Regions from separate parts of the Mus musculus genome. Here region 2 is linked to region 1. The links are chromatin loops, found by intact Hi-C in ENCODE. Cell type or tissue: left cerebral cortex. All regions are shown on one strand. Links, peaks and the distances in the headings refer to the core of each region. The heading gives the core; the rest is flanking DNA.

Region 1 (7,648 bases), core at 1,466-5,465:
TACAAAGAAATCCTGTCTTGGAAAAAAAGAAAAGAAAAAAAAATGGTTTTATTTACTTATTTCTATATGTAGGGTGTTTTGCCTGAATGTATATACCTAGTGCATGCCTAGTGTTTGTGGAGGCCAAAGAGGATCTTGGATTCTCTGGAACTAAAATTACAGATGTTTTGAGCTGCCATGTGGGTGGTGGGAGTTGAACTTTGATCGTCTGGTAGAGCAGCCAGTGCTCTCAACCTCTGAGCCTTCCCTCCACCTCCCTCACACACACCTTATTTGTATTATTTATTTGTTTGTTTGTTTGTTTATTTTTGAGACAAAGTCTTATAGCCCAGGCTGATTACAGGCCTACACCTTTACACACAGTTTATGTGCTGTTGAGGATCCAGCCTAGAGCTTTGTGCATGCTAGGCAGTCACTCTGCTAGGGGCATTATTTCTCAGCACAGAAAGCAGAGTTGGAGGGTCCTTGCTGACAGGGTAGCCTGCAGAGGCAATAGGGAGTTGGGGGAGGCAGGTTGGGAATTTAGCAGCTCTGACTGACTGGCGAGCAGCCAGGTGCTTCTTTGTCTATACAAGCTTCCCAGAACAGAGGCAAACTAATGAGTACCTAAGTGGTACAGAAAGTGTGTTTGACTTGTCATTGCATGTCCAGGGTTACAGTTCAGTTACATTCAGAAATACAAACAGAATGGATTTTATTCTTACTGTTAACCCTATAACTTCAATTTAATGACTCTAAAGAATGTCTCCTCCAAAGCATGCATTTTTTTTTACAGTTACTTTAAGATTTATTTATTTTATTTATATGAGTACACTGTCGCTGTCTTTAGACACACCAGAAGAGGCCCGTCAGATCTCATTACAGATGGCTGTGAGCCACCATGTGGTTGCTGGGATTTGAGCTCAGGACCTTCGGAAGAGCAGTCAGTGCTCTTAACCGCTGAGCCATCTCTCCAGCCCCCAAAGCATGCATTTTTAAAAATTTTTGTTGTTCTTTTTTTTTTAAGATTTTATTTATTTAATGTATATGAGCACACTATAGTGTGTCCTTACTGTCTTCAGATACAGCAGAATTGTTACAGATGGTTGTGAACCACCATGTGGTTGCTGGGAATTGAACTCAGGACTTCTGGAAGAGCAGTCAGTGTTCTTAACCACTGAGCCATCTCTCCAGCCTGCATGCATTTATTATATGACAGGCAGTTTTTATTTTAGGTTGGTGTGTTTGCTGTTTGAAAGCACTCCAGACAAACAAAAAATTGTCTGAACCAGCCTTCTTTTTTTTTTTTGTTTTTGTTTTTTGAGACAGGGTTTCTCTGTATAGCCCTGGCTGTCCTGGAACTCACTCTGTAGACCAGGTTGGCCTTGAACTCAGAAATCCACCTGCCTCTGCCTCCCGAGTGCTGGGATTAAAGGCATGCGCCACCATGCCTGGCTTGAACCAGCCTTCTTATGAGTAGCAAATACTAATACCTAACTTTTTTTTTTAACTATATGTTTGATCATTTAGGCTATAAAGTAGAAAAAGAGAGCTCTAAGTGTGTGTGTGTGTGTGTGTGTGTGTGTGTGTGTGTGTGTATCTTGAATCTGTACCCTATCCTCCTGGCCAGTCAACAGTTTACCCTGTACCAATTATACTGTTTGGAGTTAGCTCAGGGGCAGATACCCCAAGCAGATTCCTGGAGTAATAGCCTCATTAAGCTATGTGCTTATCGATCTCCAGGGCATAAGGAAGACTTCTAAATAGTGGCCAGACAAAGCTAATCTTAGGATGTTCCTAAAAGAATTCAGGCATATTTTTTTTCCTTAGGAAAAGACATAAAATGAATCATAATGCAGAAAATTCCCAATAATGCAACACGCAGAGACCAAAAGCTTGAGATAGGACAGTGACTGTAGCGATCCACTCAGCTTTGCTGGAACTGTGTCCAGCAACTGTGCTGGCTTCATGACTCTCCCTGTTTCCAGTAGGAATGGCTGTGCCAACTCTCCCACCTGAGCCACATCCCCAGGCCCTCTTTCATGTGTTTTGTTTGTTTGTTTGTTTTAAGTATTTACAGTTAAGCATAGTGGTATCTGTGTGCATCGTGTGCACTTCTGTGAGGGGCAGAGTGAAGTTAAATGTTGTATGTGGTTGGGCATTGTCTCAGGCAGGTTTCTATTCCTGCACAAACACCATGACCAAGAAGCGAGTTGGGGAGGAAAGGGTTTATTCAGCTTACACATCTCACACCGCTGTTCATCACTAAAAGAAGTCAGGACTGGAACTCAAGCAGGTCAGGAAGCAGGAGCTGATGCAGAGGCCATGGAGGGATGTTATTCATTGGCTTGCTTCCCCTGGTTTGCTCAGCCTGCTTTCTTATAGAACCCAAGACTACCAGCCTAGAGATGGTCCCACCCACAAGGGGCCCTCCTCCCTTGATCACTAATTGAGTAAATGCTCCACAGCTGGATCTCATGGAGGCACTTCCCCAACTGAAGCTCCTTTCTCTGTGATAATTCCAGCCTGTGTCAAGTTGACACACAAAACCAGCCAGTACAGGCATGGTGGTGTACACCCTCAGTGCCATCCCTGTAGATCCGAGGCAGGAGGATCAGAACAAAACAACAACAAACTAACCCTGAACAAAGAGAGCTGGGTATATGTAATATCTCACATCTGTGATCCCAGCATTCAGGAGGCAGAGGATGGCAGATCACTGAGTTCAAGACTAGCCTGGTTTACATAGAGAATTCCACACCAGCCAACGGCTACATGAGACTTGTCTAAAAAAATAAACAAATGAAAGTAAGTCATCTGTGTGAGGCTGGGGAGATGATTCAGGTCAAGAGCACTTGCTGCTCTTAGGACCGGATTAGGCAGCTCAACCACCTACAACTCCAGCTCTAGGGGATTGATGCCTTATCTGGCCTTGGTGGGCATCCACACGCATGTTGGTGTACACTCACACACTTACAAATAAAGAGGGGGTAAAAAAATCAAGGGCTGCTGAAATAAAGGTGCTTAATGCCTGGGCTGATGACCTTGCTCCCTTTGACCCCCCACAAGTCTCAGTCTCTGTCTGTCTGTCTGTCTGTCTCTCTCTTTCTCTCTCTCTCTCTCTCTCTCTCTTTCTCTCACACACACACACACACACACACACACACGTGCAAGCACACAAATGTAATACTTTTTTTTTTTTTTAATAAAAAAGAAGTGAAAGAAGGTGTATATGTATTTGGTAGAGTCTGGGTGCTTACACCCTGCCTCTGCCACTCTGCCTTTGGGCTGCCTGGGCTCTTGGCTTTCCAGCTGTAGGGACCTACTGGCTTCAAGTGCCAGTGCAGCATAGGAGTTTACTTGTTCTCCTAACACAGAATGTTATAATTCAAAATGGTCTTGGTGAGAGAACGAAATCTCTGAAATAGACTTCTCTGGAAATAGATTCTTGTGAATTGTAATTATTGTCTGCAATAGCACTCCTACTCAGATAGTTAGAGTTCTGTGGGACTCAGTGGGTTTATTTTATGCCTCTGGCACAACACTGTGGTACAGCATGCCTGCTTCTCATCTGTGTCTTCTCATTCTGTATTACTGAACAAATTGTTCTCAGGAAAAATATAAATCTATTTAGAGAAACTTAATTCAGATTCTGAAAATAATGTGTTTGTGTGACTCAGTATAAGGCGTGCAAGTACAATATTTTGTTGCAGGTAACAGTGCATGTGAAAGCAGCCCTTTGTGTTTCTTGATGAGGAAACACACAGCAGCCCAGTGCATCCCAGCCCTTGAGGTGTACTCCACAATGGTTAGTGTTGTACTGTACGGATTTTACCTCAGTTTTAAAAGCACAGCAAGACAAAAAGCTCCTGCAGCCCCTGGAATACACGAACCTGCTTAACCCTGTGGATGGCTAATCTCTAGCCCTCCAAGGCTCTCCTGTACTTTCTAGTGCATTGCAGTAAGCAGAAGGGTGTTTGTTATATTTTATTCAGGGTTTCTGGATAATTAGCAGCATGTCGCCTATGACACTGTATTGCTGTAATCAGAAACTCCCATCTCAGCATTCAAGTTTTAAGCTTCACATTCATGTTTCTAACAAAACATAGGGGAGCGCTCTCTCTGCTTTCTCTCTCTCTCTCTCTCTCTCTCTCTCTCTCTCTGTGTGTGTGTGTGTGTGTGTGTGTGTGTGTGTGTCCTATCCTTTGAGTTCTGTTTATTTACTGCTGCTGGTCTCCAGGGATGATAAGTCAGGCTGGTATTCTGGCTAGCTAGCTTCCTATGCTACCTGCATATTTCTGGTCACCTTAGGGAAGTCCAGAAGCTGGACTGGGATTCCCTGACTACTGTGAAAGGTACTACAGGGCTTCCTTCTGCCTCCCAGGGTTTATCCTCTGTTGTATCAGTTTTCTGTTTCTACATAACAAATGTGACCATGCCTACCAAGTAGCTTAAAACCATACCTGTTTATCATCTGTAAGGTAGGCCAGTGCAGGTTTATTGAAATAAAAAGCAAGACATTGCAATAGCTATGTTTCTTTTTCAAGGCAGTGGTTCTCAGCCCCTGGTCAAGACCCCTTTTGGGGGTATTGAACGACCCTTTCACAGGGGTCAACTAAAACCACCTGCATATCAGATATTTACATTATAATTCATAACAGTAGCAAAATTACACTTCTAGTAGCAACGGAAATAATTTTATGGCTGAGGATCACCACAACATGAGGAACTGTATTAACAGGTTGAGATCCACTGCTCTAGGTAAAGATCATTTCCTTCTTTTGACCACTTTCCAGAGGCTGCTACATTTCCTGACTAGTGGCCTCTTCCTCCATCGCCAGAGTTCGTAGTTGGAGTCTCTTCTTACACCCAGTTGCTTTCTCCTACTTACTCCTCTGACCTGCTCCCGAGTCTTCTTTCCTCCAGGGTTGGGAATAGAACCCAGAGTTGTTTCCTCCTCCTCCTCCCTTTTAAAGATTGTCTTTTGTTTGGTTTGATTTAGATAGAGTCTCAATATGTAGCTCAGAATTCTGTGTGGATCAGGCTGGCCTCAAGCCAGGATCTGCTTGCCTTGGATCCCTAAGTGCTGGAACTAGAGACTTGCACCCCTACACCCCTCTTAATTTTTTTTGTTTACATTTAATTTATTTATATGTGTAGATATGTGTGCACGTGTGTGGTGGTCAGAGAGCAGCATGTAGAAGCCAGTTCTCTCCTTCCATTATATGGGTCATGGGATTGAACTGATGTCATCACATTGACACCAAGAGCCTTTACTCAATGAGTGATTTTGCCAGCCCCTGATACTTTTAAGGAGTCCAGTAATTTCTTCGTTTTCACTTAGTCATCCAAAATAATCTTCCTTTTTTAAGGTCAGCTGGTTAATAAACTACAACACACTGTGACATTTTCATAGTTAGTTACAAATAAGAAACTATACTTTAGCCTCTGGGCTCTCCATGCATACACACACATATGCACGCACGTGCACACGCACACACACACACACACATTTCAAATCATAATACGATTCTTGCATGCCTTTTCAATTTTTGGTGATTATATTAAGTTATTAGGAAGTAGTCACATATATGTACATATGTATCACACACATACACATATTGGTCTTTTGGGACAAGGTCTTGCCATGTAGCCTTGACTATCCTGGAACTTGCTATGTAGACCAAGCTGGCCTCAAATTCATAGAGATCAGTCTGCCTCTGAATTCTGAAATTAAAGATGTGTGCTACCATATCCAACTTAGACTATATTTTTTGATTATCGACTGTTTTGATTTTGGGGAGTATCAGAGGCATCGTAGTAGCAACTGACCTGAAAAAAAGTCAAAACTCCATTTATCTGCTGTCTTCAAATGTGCTATAGATTTGTTTCTTTTTCAGTATCAGAGAAACAAAAGGTATTTCTTTTGGAAAATTAAACTCTCCTTCTAAATACCTAATAATGCAATTTTATATGTGGATAATCCCAATCGATTGAAGTACTGTGTTTATTTGGTAAGAATTTAATTTAACTGATAGCACCAATTAGTTGTGGTTTTTTTAATGTTACATAATATATTTTTCTTTTGATTCAAGCGTGTTATATTAGATGTGGTATGCAGTTTTTATTTGTAGTATTATGTTAGTCTTCTCTTATATTACATCCCAACAGCAGGTTCCCCTCCTTCCCACCTCTCCTCTCCTCTTTTCCCTCAGACCGAGAAGAACATCTCAGCCCTCTCAGGGACATCAACCAAACACAGCATAACAAACTACAGTAAGACCAGTCATATACCATTACATCAAGGCTGGACAAGGCAACCCAGTAGAGGGGAACGGGTCCTACAAGTAGGCAAGAGAGTCAAGGACAGCCCCTGCTCCCACTGTTAGGATTTCCACAAGAACACCAAGCTATTTAGCCATAACATGTATAGCAGAGGACCTGGGTCAGACCCTACAGGTCCCCTGATCTCTCAAGTTTCCAGGAGTTCCAGTCTGTGATTCTGTGGGCCATGTTCTTAGCAATTGATGGGAGCAGATGCAAAGTACCACAGCCAAACATTACTTATGAGTTTTTGATAGTTTAAAAATTGTAGTCTGGGTGGGGCTATGATTAAACCATCTCGATGGTCTTCCAGAGGTCCTGAATTCAATTCCCAGCAACCACATTGTGGCTCACCACCATCTATAGTAATAGAATCTGATGCCCTCTTCTGGTGTGCAGACAAATATGTAGACAGAGCACTCATATACATAAATCTTTTTTTTTTTTTAAATACAGCCAGATGCTACTGTAGATGACCTGGGTTCAGTCCCCAGACCCACATACCAGCTCACAAGCATCTGAACTCCAGTCCCAGGGAATCTGACATCCTCTTCTAGCCTCCACATTATACCAGGCGTGCAAATAATGCACAGACAGACGTGCGTGTAGACATAAAGAAAAACCACACCCATCTTTTTAAAGTTGTGGCCCATGTTTATTTACTGTAATGGCTAAAGCCCTTTTAAAACTTTGCAGGGAAGTGTGACTGCCATGACAGTGTTCTTCCCCTTGGATACTGCTAGACTTCGGCTTCAGGGTGAGTAATGATCTCATGTATTGATCCTTTGATGTTGGGAAACATCTTCTACTCCATACTGCACCGAGATAAGGATATTCTGTCTACATACTGCTGTTGTCTGCTTGCTTGCTTGGTTTTGTGACAGGGTTATATATAGCCCAACTGGCTTCAAACTCACTATCTAGCCTAACCATGGCTCATCCCCCTGCCTCCGCCTCTAAAGCTCTTGCGTTATGGCTATGCACCTGACTTAAATACCTGATCCCTACTCCTTCTCTTCCCGTACTGGGGGAGAACAAGCTTTGTACAGCAACTAGACCAGTGCTTGGCCACGGAGTGTTCACCCCCATATTGTTCTCCAAGGATAATTGTGGCAACTTAAGTTGAAGTAAATTAGAGGGTCACCTGTCGAGAATTCCACAGAGGGAATTCCCCAATGTGTAGTCGGAAAGGTTAGAATAAGTGTATGGGAGAAGTTTCTATTATAAACTGACTAGCAGTTACTTAAGAAACAGTCTTCAATACCAAGGCTCTTCAGGCTCCTAGAAGAGAAAAAGGGTGGCCTGAAGGGTTAAGCCAAGGGTGAATTTCCTCACACTAGGAAGT
Region 2 (7,648 bases), core at 1,772-5,771, 94 kb after region 1:
CACATATTACATATTATATTACATATTAGGCCTTTAAAAAGTAAAGGTAATAAGCAAGCACATAGCATAACATTTTCTTAAAAACCAAACAAACGACAGGTCTTACCACCCATGTTGGCATCCAATTCCAACATTAAAGACAGAGGTGGCAACAGCAGGCATTCAGGGTCATCCTTAGCTACACACAAAGTTCAAGATCAGCCCAGGCTATACCAGACCCAGTCTCAAAATAAACAGAAACAAACACTGGTTCTCACCACACGGCCAGGCAGGTCTCATACTCTGGACACTCTTGCTTCAGCCCCTAAATACTGAGATTACTATTTTGAGGTACCACTCATCCAGCATCTTTTGTTTCATTTTATTTTGTTTGAGACAGAATCTCCATCCGTAACCCAGGATGACCCAGAACTCATTATATAGCATAGATCCTCCTGCTTCAGCCTCCCGAGAGCTGGGATTATAGGTGTAGATTTACTATGCTCAACTAACTGTTTTGAGGTCAGTAGGGATATGGTCATACTGTTGTTTAGCCAATCTCTAATACTTTTTAAATTATATTTTATTTATTTGTTGACAATTTCATATATATAAATGTATATATATGAAACACACACATCTTCCTGGAACTCCCTTTATAGACTAGGCTGATCTCAAGCTCAGAGATCCAGCTGCCTCTGCCTCCTCAGTCCTGGGATTAAAGGCACGTGCCACCACAGCCTGGCTGTATATTTCAATGCTAGCTATTCCTAACTCCCCCTTTCCATTCCCCTGTCCCCAATATAATACCACACAACAGATCCTTTTCCCACCTTTCTGTCCTTTTTTTCCCCTTCGTAGCTCACTGTTTCCAGAATGTTTTCATTTTGCAGAGGTAAAACTCTGTCATCATTAAACACTTCCCTCCTTCTCTCCCCCGCCCCATTTCTGTTCTTTCTGATTCTATGCATTTGAGCAACTTGCTTTAAAAAAAAAAAAGACAGATTAATCCATCTTTGTACATGAGCATACCAGTTCTAGCTGACTGTTCTTCCGTTGTGTAGAATTCCGTAGTGTCTAAGCCACGTGTGGGTTGGATGACATTTCCACAGGGGTCATCTAAGACCATCCAAAAGCACAGATAATTTATATTTCGATAAATAATGGTAGCAAAATTACAGTTTTGAAGTAACGACAGCAATGATTGCACATTGGGGGTCACCACGACATGAGGAAACTGTATTAAATGTCACAGTGGTAGAAGGTTGAGAACCTTGGTCTAAGCTGACAGTTACCGTGACTCCCATCAGTCACCAAAAGGCTGTTTCAAGCTTCTTGCTTTTCCAGATCCTACTATAGTTCCAAGTTCTCTGGGTGATACGGATGGTGCACGTCTTTAATCCCAGCACTTGGGAGGCAGAGTCAGGCGGATCTCTGGGTTTGAGGCCAACACAGTCTACAGAGTGAGTTCCAGGACAGCCAGGGCTATGTCTCAAAAAACCAAAAAAGTCAAAATAAATGTATGCCCCAGAGAGTTGAGTTGAAAGGGTCTGCATTTCCCTCTGGCCAAATCAATGCTTGAAATAAGTCCTTCTCCTTGTCTCTCTCCCAGCCACAGCAGACAGAGGGCTTTTTACCCTGCGTACCCATTGGGCTCTTCCGAGGGTTAGCCAACAAGTAAATATTATGCATCCCAGGGACAAGTGGGACCTGGCCTTGAAAGGAGGGGTCAGTGGCTGCCTTCAGTGGCCCTTTCCTGGGGAGAAGCCTGAGGCAGGTTGGTGGTAAGCAGTGGGGGAATCAAAGCCGCTGGTGTATATACACAGAGGAAGTCTAATTCAAAAGCCATATAATGAGTGGACTTGGGAAGAAGCTCGTTGCTGTGGCAACCTGATTCCCCTGCTGCCAAGAGCGGTCTTTCTTCTTTCTTCTGCACCTGGCAGGGACTCCTTCCCTTCCACGTTACTTGAGAAAGAAAGACAGAATTGGTGTTCTTTTATTGAGGTTAGAGTACACTTCCTGTCTATGGCGAACTGTCACCAAAAGAGAGAACGTGATCCCCTAATTCCCTCACTGGGTGTGTGTGTGGAGGTGGCTGCTCTTCATCCCTGCTGTAGACCCAAGGTTACCTGGGTAGCTGGACTCAAAGGCCGATGTCACAGACCACCATTGACCAGGACTGTCTTTTCTGACTTTTTCCAGAAGGACAGGTGGACCAAGCCCCCAGCAAGACGGCTTTGTCCTCGCTCAACAGGAGCCCTTCTAGATCTTTCTTTAGAAATGCCCGAAGGTAACCTTGCTAGGACCTTTGAAAACAGTCTTCCTGGTTCAAAGTCACTCCGTACTGATCCATCAACCTTGAAAATGTGGATTGGGACAGAGCTGGGGAGAGCATGGCAGATGGATGGGCCAAATTAAATCGCTTTTCTCTCTCTTTAGTTTCTCACCTGTTCTGAGTCAGGCTCTCTGCTGGCCACACGATTTAACACCCCCTCATCTAATTCTTTTAACAGCTCTGTAAAGTGGCCTCCCTTATTCCCAATTGCTTTGCTCGGACCAAAAAAAACGGGAGACTGCATCATACAGGCTGAAATGGTTTGCCCCCGATCCTGAGTCTGCCTGGATGGCAAGGTCATGTTCCAGCACTTCACCTACTGTGAGAAACAAACCAGACTGCAGAGGGACTGTCCCTACTCCCGGATGTGAGATGTGATGGCAGCTGCTTATTAAATCTCCCTTTAAGCAACAAAGGCTGGAGGGACTTGCCCCACCCGAATTACCAGGTCTCTTCTCCCTTTCAAAATTGCACGTGCCTCCTTTAATCAGGCAGTGGCTGTGTTGGGGACAATAAGGATGTGGGGGGCTGAATCCATTCAACCCGTAGGGTCACTGACATTGTCTGCATTCAAACCTCCCAACAGAAACATGGGAAATGATGACTGGGTGTGTTTTGTTTCTGGAATGCCGAGGGCTATGGAAGGGATTAAGTGAACCTAGACAGGTACCATAACATGATTCCTCTAAACCTCAAATGGATCCGATCTCAGTTTAGCAGCTTCTGGAAACTTCCTATGGTTGATCTGTCTAATGATAGTTCTTCTATAGGAAGCCATCATCATCATCATCATTGACAGTGGACTTGAGTGAAAATGTGAGGACAGAGGTAAATAGCAGTGTTGATTTGTATGAGTGAATTTGACCTCATCCCAGACAAAACCATGGCATGGTGCCATCTCTCAGGAGAATAGTGACTATTCGTGTGGTTACCTTCCAGGCCCTGCTCACAAGGGCCCTCTTCAGGTTGTGACAGATCCCTTCAGGGGTAGGCCTTGGGAGGCTGCTCTTTGCCTTGGCTCTGCGGCACTGCCTGGTGACTGAGGCAAGAGCACAGAAAGTGTTCCAGGAGAGAAGCCAGTTTCTTTGTTTCCTGTGACTAATCTGATGCACTCTGAACCTCTGTCCTCTGAGGGACAGCAATTGGAGAGAGGAAAGAAAGCTTCATTCACTCAATGACAAGACTCCAGCATGTTCCATTCAAATAACCCCTCTAGGATGACTACCTGAGCCTGAAGGCAGGCAGCTTAGGTTTCTCTGGGGTCAGGTTTAGCTACACCAAGAGTGTGGTAGGGATGGATCCAATGCTAGTTGTGTTTTTAGTTTAATGACTGTTAACATTCTTTCTAGGCTCTGCCCCACAGTTACCTGGCAATAGCCAGGTATGCCTGACTAAAAGGGGCTGTTTGCCCTCCTCACTCTCTTACCCTCTCTATATCTCTTCTCACCCCATTCCCCTCCGCACCTCTACAAAATATATCCTGGTTCTTTCTTTTCTTTTCTTTCTTCTTTTATAAAACACAACAACAATGAACCTCTAAGAAGTTTCCAGCTCCTCTCTTCTTCTTGCTGTGTGTAGGCTGTGCCTGCTCCAGTATGGGGGCCCTGCTAGGGTTGAACCAATAAGAGGGCCAAGGACCCCACACTTCTAGCTGTCTCTTTCTTCTAGTATAAACCTTTGTTAACCCCTGGATTGGCCCCAGAGGTGCTTGAGACACATGCCTAGGACTTTCTTGACCCTCACCTCTGTCCCTTTGTGGTGATCCCAGGACAGCCTCTGTTGCATCTTCTCTAGGTCCCCTTCCTATGATGAATGAAGCTCAGCCGTGCAGACCATGGGGGAAGGCTATGCATCTCTTTACTGAGCTTGAACTATTTAGAGCATCCTTCTCTCTCTTCCTTGGCAGACTAGGTTTGGAAGCTCTTACCTTGCTTGCTTCAGACTCAAAGTATTTCAGGGACTGTTCACAGCTGAGCGCCCATTTCCTCTTCCCTTTGCATCCCGGTTTCCTTAGCAAACAGATGCCTCTGGCAGAGTGGGGGGATGAAGTGGCAGCAATGGAATACAAACAAGGAGCAGCTACAGATGTCCCCTGGCTTAGGACAAGGCCACGAGGCCCCTTGCAGCCCTGACCTGCTCTGAAGCTGCTAATCCTGCCCTTTTAACTCACCTAATTAATAGAAGTCTGTGCTTCTGTTTGTTTTCATGCTAAAGATGGAACCCAGAGTCTACAAATACTACAACTTGCTGGACATGGATTCTATCACAGAGCTATATTCCTAGTTCAGCCCTTTTTAAAAAAAATTTTGAGACTGAGTCTTGCTATGTAATCTTGCTATGTAACCCATTCTGGTCTTAAACTCCCAATCCTTCCATCTCTGTCTGCCAAGAAATTTTCTTTTTCCTTTTGTTTGTTTGTTTGTTTGTTTGGTTGGTTGGTTTATTTGTTTGTTTTCTCTTTCTTTTTTATGAGGGGGTGGGGGTAGGGAGGGGTGGGAGGGGGGTGGTCTCACTATGTCGTCTGTCCTGTCTGGCTGTCCTGGTGCTTGCCAGGCTGGTAGGCCAGGCTGGCCTCACACTCACAGAATATCATTTAAACCATCCTGAGTCTCGACACATTTTTAAGCTTGGGAGGGAATTAACACCTTGGTTCCATCTCCAGCATCCCCAAAATAAGAACATGAATAAAATATTCCTGTGAGAAGTCAGTCATAGGAACTAAGATTTCCCCGAGTTCCAAGATCCATCTGGAAGATGACTGTAAAGAGCAGCCCGTGGGGACCTCTGGCTTGTAGCCATGTTGAGCAGACAGTGGGCAGCTCATTGGGAGGACTGGACAACCGGAGGAGTGGTTACGGCGAGAACCTCCCCAAAGGTGCACACTCAGTGCCAGAACTGAAGTGCTATGAGACTATAAGAGGAAACCGGTTTTGTTTTCCTTCTCAGGGATAACAGGTGACGAGCAGAACACCTCTGCATCCAGTTGGAGAACGTTGTAGAATGAGTTGATATGAATGGGAAGAGCTAGAAAGATCGTGAAGACTCGGGTTCCCACCATATTTACGTCTGTGATGGTGGAGACGCTGTGTGAACAATGGAAGCACTGGACCAAAGGGTGAGAAAGCGGGGGAGTGGGGCTGGGAGATGACTTGGTGTGTGTAATCATTTTCCACATAACCATGAAGTCCTTAGGTCAAATCCCCAGAACCCATGGAAAGCCAGATGCATAGTGTAAGCATCTGTGATCCTAGCAATGCTACAGAGAGAGGGGAGGCAGAGTCAGGGCATTCCTCCGAAGCTTGTAAACCGGTCAGTCGGGAGAACGCAGTGAAAACCAACCAAGAGACCCTGTCTCAATCAAGAAAGTAAGAGCCAGGCATCACAGTGCACTCCTTTAACCTTAGCACTTGAGAAGCAGCAACTGGATCTCTGAGTTCAAGGCCAGCCTGGTCTACAAAGCAAGTTTCAGGACAGCCAGGACTACACAGAGAAATCCTGTCTCTAAAAACAAAAACAAACAAAACCAAAACAGAACAAAAAGGTGGAGCGCAAGAACTAATGTGCCAGGGCAAAGCAGTGGAGGTTCCTCCATCTTGTACTCTTGCTGAGGATATTTTATGGTTAACTAGAATTTGATCTCTATGATAGACAATCCCTTGGGAAATTGCCCAACTGTGTTCTAGGAACCTGAAGCCAAGATGCCCAGCTAATTTTTCTTAGTGTCTGTTAAACTACCTGCTTACACAAACCTCCCTTTCCAGCTAACTGCTTGTCTTAGCTTCTGTTTAGCCCCCTGCTTGTACAAAAACCTCCTGCTGCAGCTGCTGAGTAAGATATAGGGTGGGGTTTTTCCTTTAAAAGCCCCTTGCTCTAAATGTTCAGGGTTACATTCGGGTTCTGAGTGTAATCCCAACTGGCGAGAATACTTTCCTTTTGTTGATGTTGTTTTGGTTTGGTTGTTTGTTTTTCTTTTTCTTTTCTGAGACTGGGTTTCTCTGTGTGTAGCCCTGGCTGTCCTGGAACTCACTCTGTAGACGAGGCTGACCTTGAACTCAGAGATCTATCTGCCTCTACCTCCTGAGTGCTGGGATTAAAGGTGTGTGCCTCCACTGCCTGACTGTAGAATAAACACTTTCAGTTGGCCATGGACTGTGTTTGAGCCGTCATCTCTGGTGGGCAACCTATAACAGTGACACCTGAGGTTGTCCCCTGAGATCCACACATGCACCGTGACACACACAGCGCATACATGTGCATGTCATCTAAGTACACATACCAAAGATCCCTAGTTCAATCCTGTGTTTTGAAGGGGGGAGATTTGGGGACCATTGGCAAAGAGGCTGAGAAATTGACTAAATAATCAAGGAGATGGAGGCCAAGCCGGGGTGGGTAGGTGGGGTGTAAAAGTGGGGCTTAGAATTTGGGAATAGATTTTTTTGGAGTCCTTTGCATGAAAGGTGCTATGGGAGTTTGAATTCTCTTCCAGTTCCTTCTGAAGGTTATTTCTTTGTTTGTTTGTTTTCTTAATTTTTACTCTGTATCCTGAATAAGAACAAGGAAAGGGAATGAAGGAGAGAAGGAGAGGGAAGGGAGGAGGGATTTAAGTCTTGACACCCTCAAGTGGTCCCTGCAGAAGCAGCAGGAGGAACAGCCTAGGCTCGGTGCTTCCCGGCTTCTCCATTAAGAGTGGGTAGCAGAGAGGCTCAACTGACCGCAAGAGACACCAAGCAAGGTACAGAAACCCGAAGAGCTTGTGCTCAAAATCCATGTATCTGCCATCGCCAGCCAGCCCCTTGCCCACGTTGGAGATGTTGCTGGATTTCAGGTTTCCAATGCTTGTTTCTGGTGCAACCCAGGAGAAGCCAAGATGAAGCCAGCTATGTCTCTGAGAAACAAACTGGCCAGCCTTGTGAGACGGGGAATCATTAGCCAGTGTACTAATTCTGGGTGGTGTCAGGTATGGTGGACATTCAATGCCTGGAACCCATGTGGTAGGAAGAGAACTGACTTCTGAGAATTGTCCTCTGAGTTCCACAGGTGAACTATGGCATGCATCTACCTACCCACAGTTCTAGCAAGTGCTTACACATACACACTAAATAAAATGTAGCCAGGTGGTAGTGGTGGTAGCCTTTCATCTCAGCACTCAGAAGGCAGAGGCAAGTAGATCTCTGTGAAGTTGAAGCCATCCTGGTCTACAACGAGAGTTCTAGGACAGAAAGGGCTATACTGAGAAATCCTGTTTCAACACTCAATACCCCTCCAACCTCACCCCACCCCCCACTAGTTCTCGGTGGTTAGTGCTAGAACTGAGTTTGGTTGAACCCAGTGGCC

Evidence for each region. Peaks named below come from ENCODE experiments on the same cell type or tissue, not always from the same donor. Only the 100,000 strongest peaks of a DNase experiment are listed, where the experiment ranks them.
Region 2: a loop joins it to region 1, with 2.7 times the contacts of the local background. A loop is called at or near these places in 1 of 42 quality-filtered maps.

The regions. Positions count from the first base shown.
Region 1 is chr15:81,343,513-81,351,160 of GRCm38, reverse strand. It overlaps Slc25a17 (solute carrier family 25 (mitochondrial carrier, peroxisomal membrane protein), member 17), which reads left to right. Exons shown (of 9, transcript NM_011399.3): 2 at 7,000-7,060. Among named protein-coding and RNA genes, the nearest start is that of Slc25a17, 13 kb to the left of the region's middle. In left cerebral cortex, for the core only: no CTCF peak of the experiment used is centred there; a DNase peak (open chromatin) is centred at 3,471; H3K27ac peaks cover 1,230 bases.
Region 2 is chr15:81,249,481-81,257,128 of GRCm38, reverse strand. 8430426J06Rik (RIKEN cDNA 8430426J06 gene) reads left to right here and starts at 5,267. Exons shown (of 2, transcript NR_077230.1): 1 at 5,267-5,429. In left cerebral cortex, for the core only: a CTCF peak has its summit at 3,276; DNase peaks (open chromatin) are centred at 1,878, 4,297 and 5,122; H3K27ac peaks cover 1,556 bases.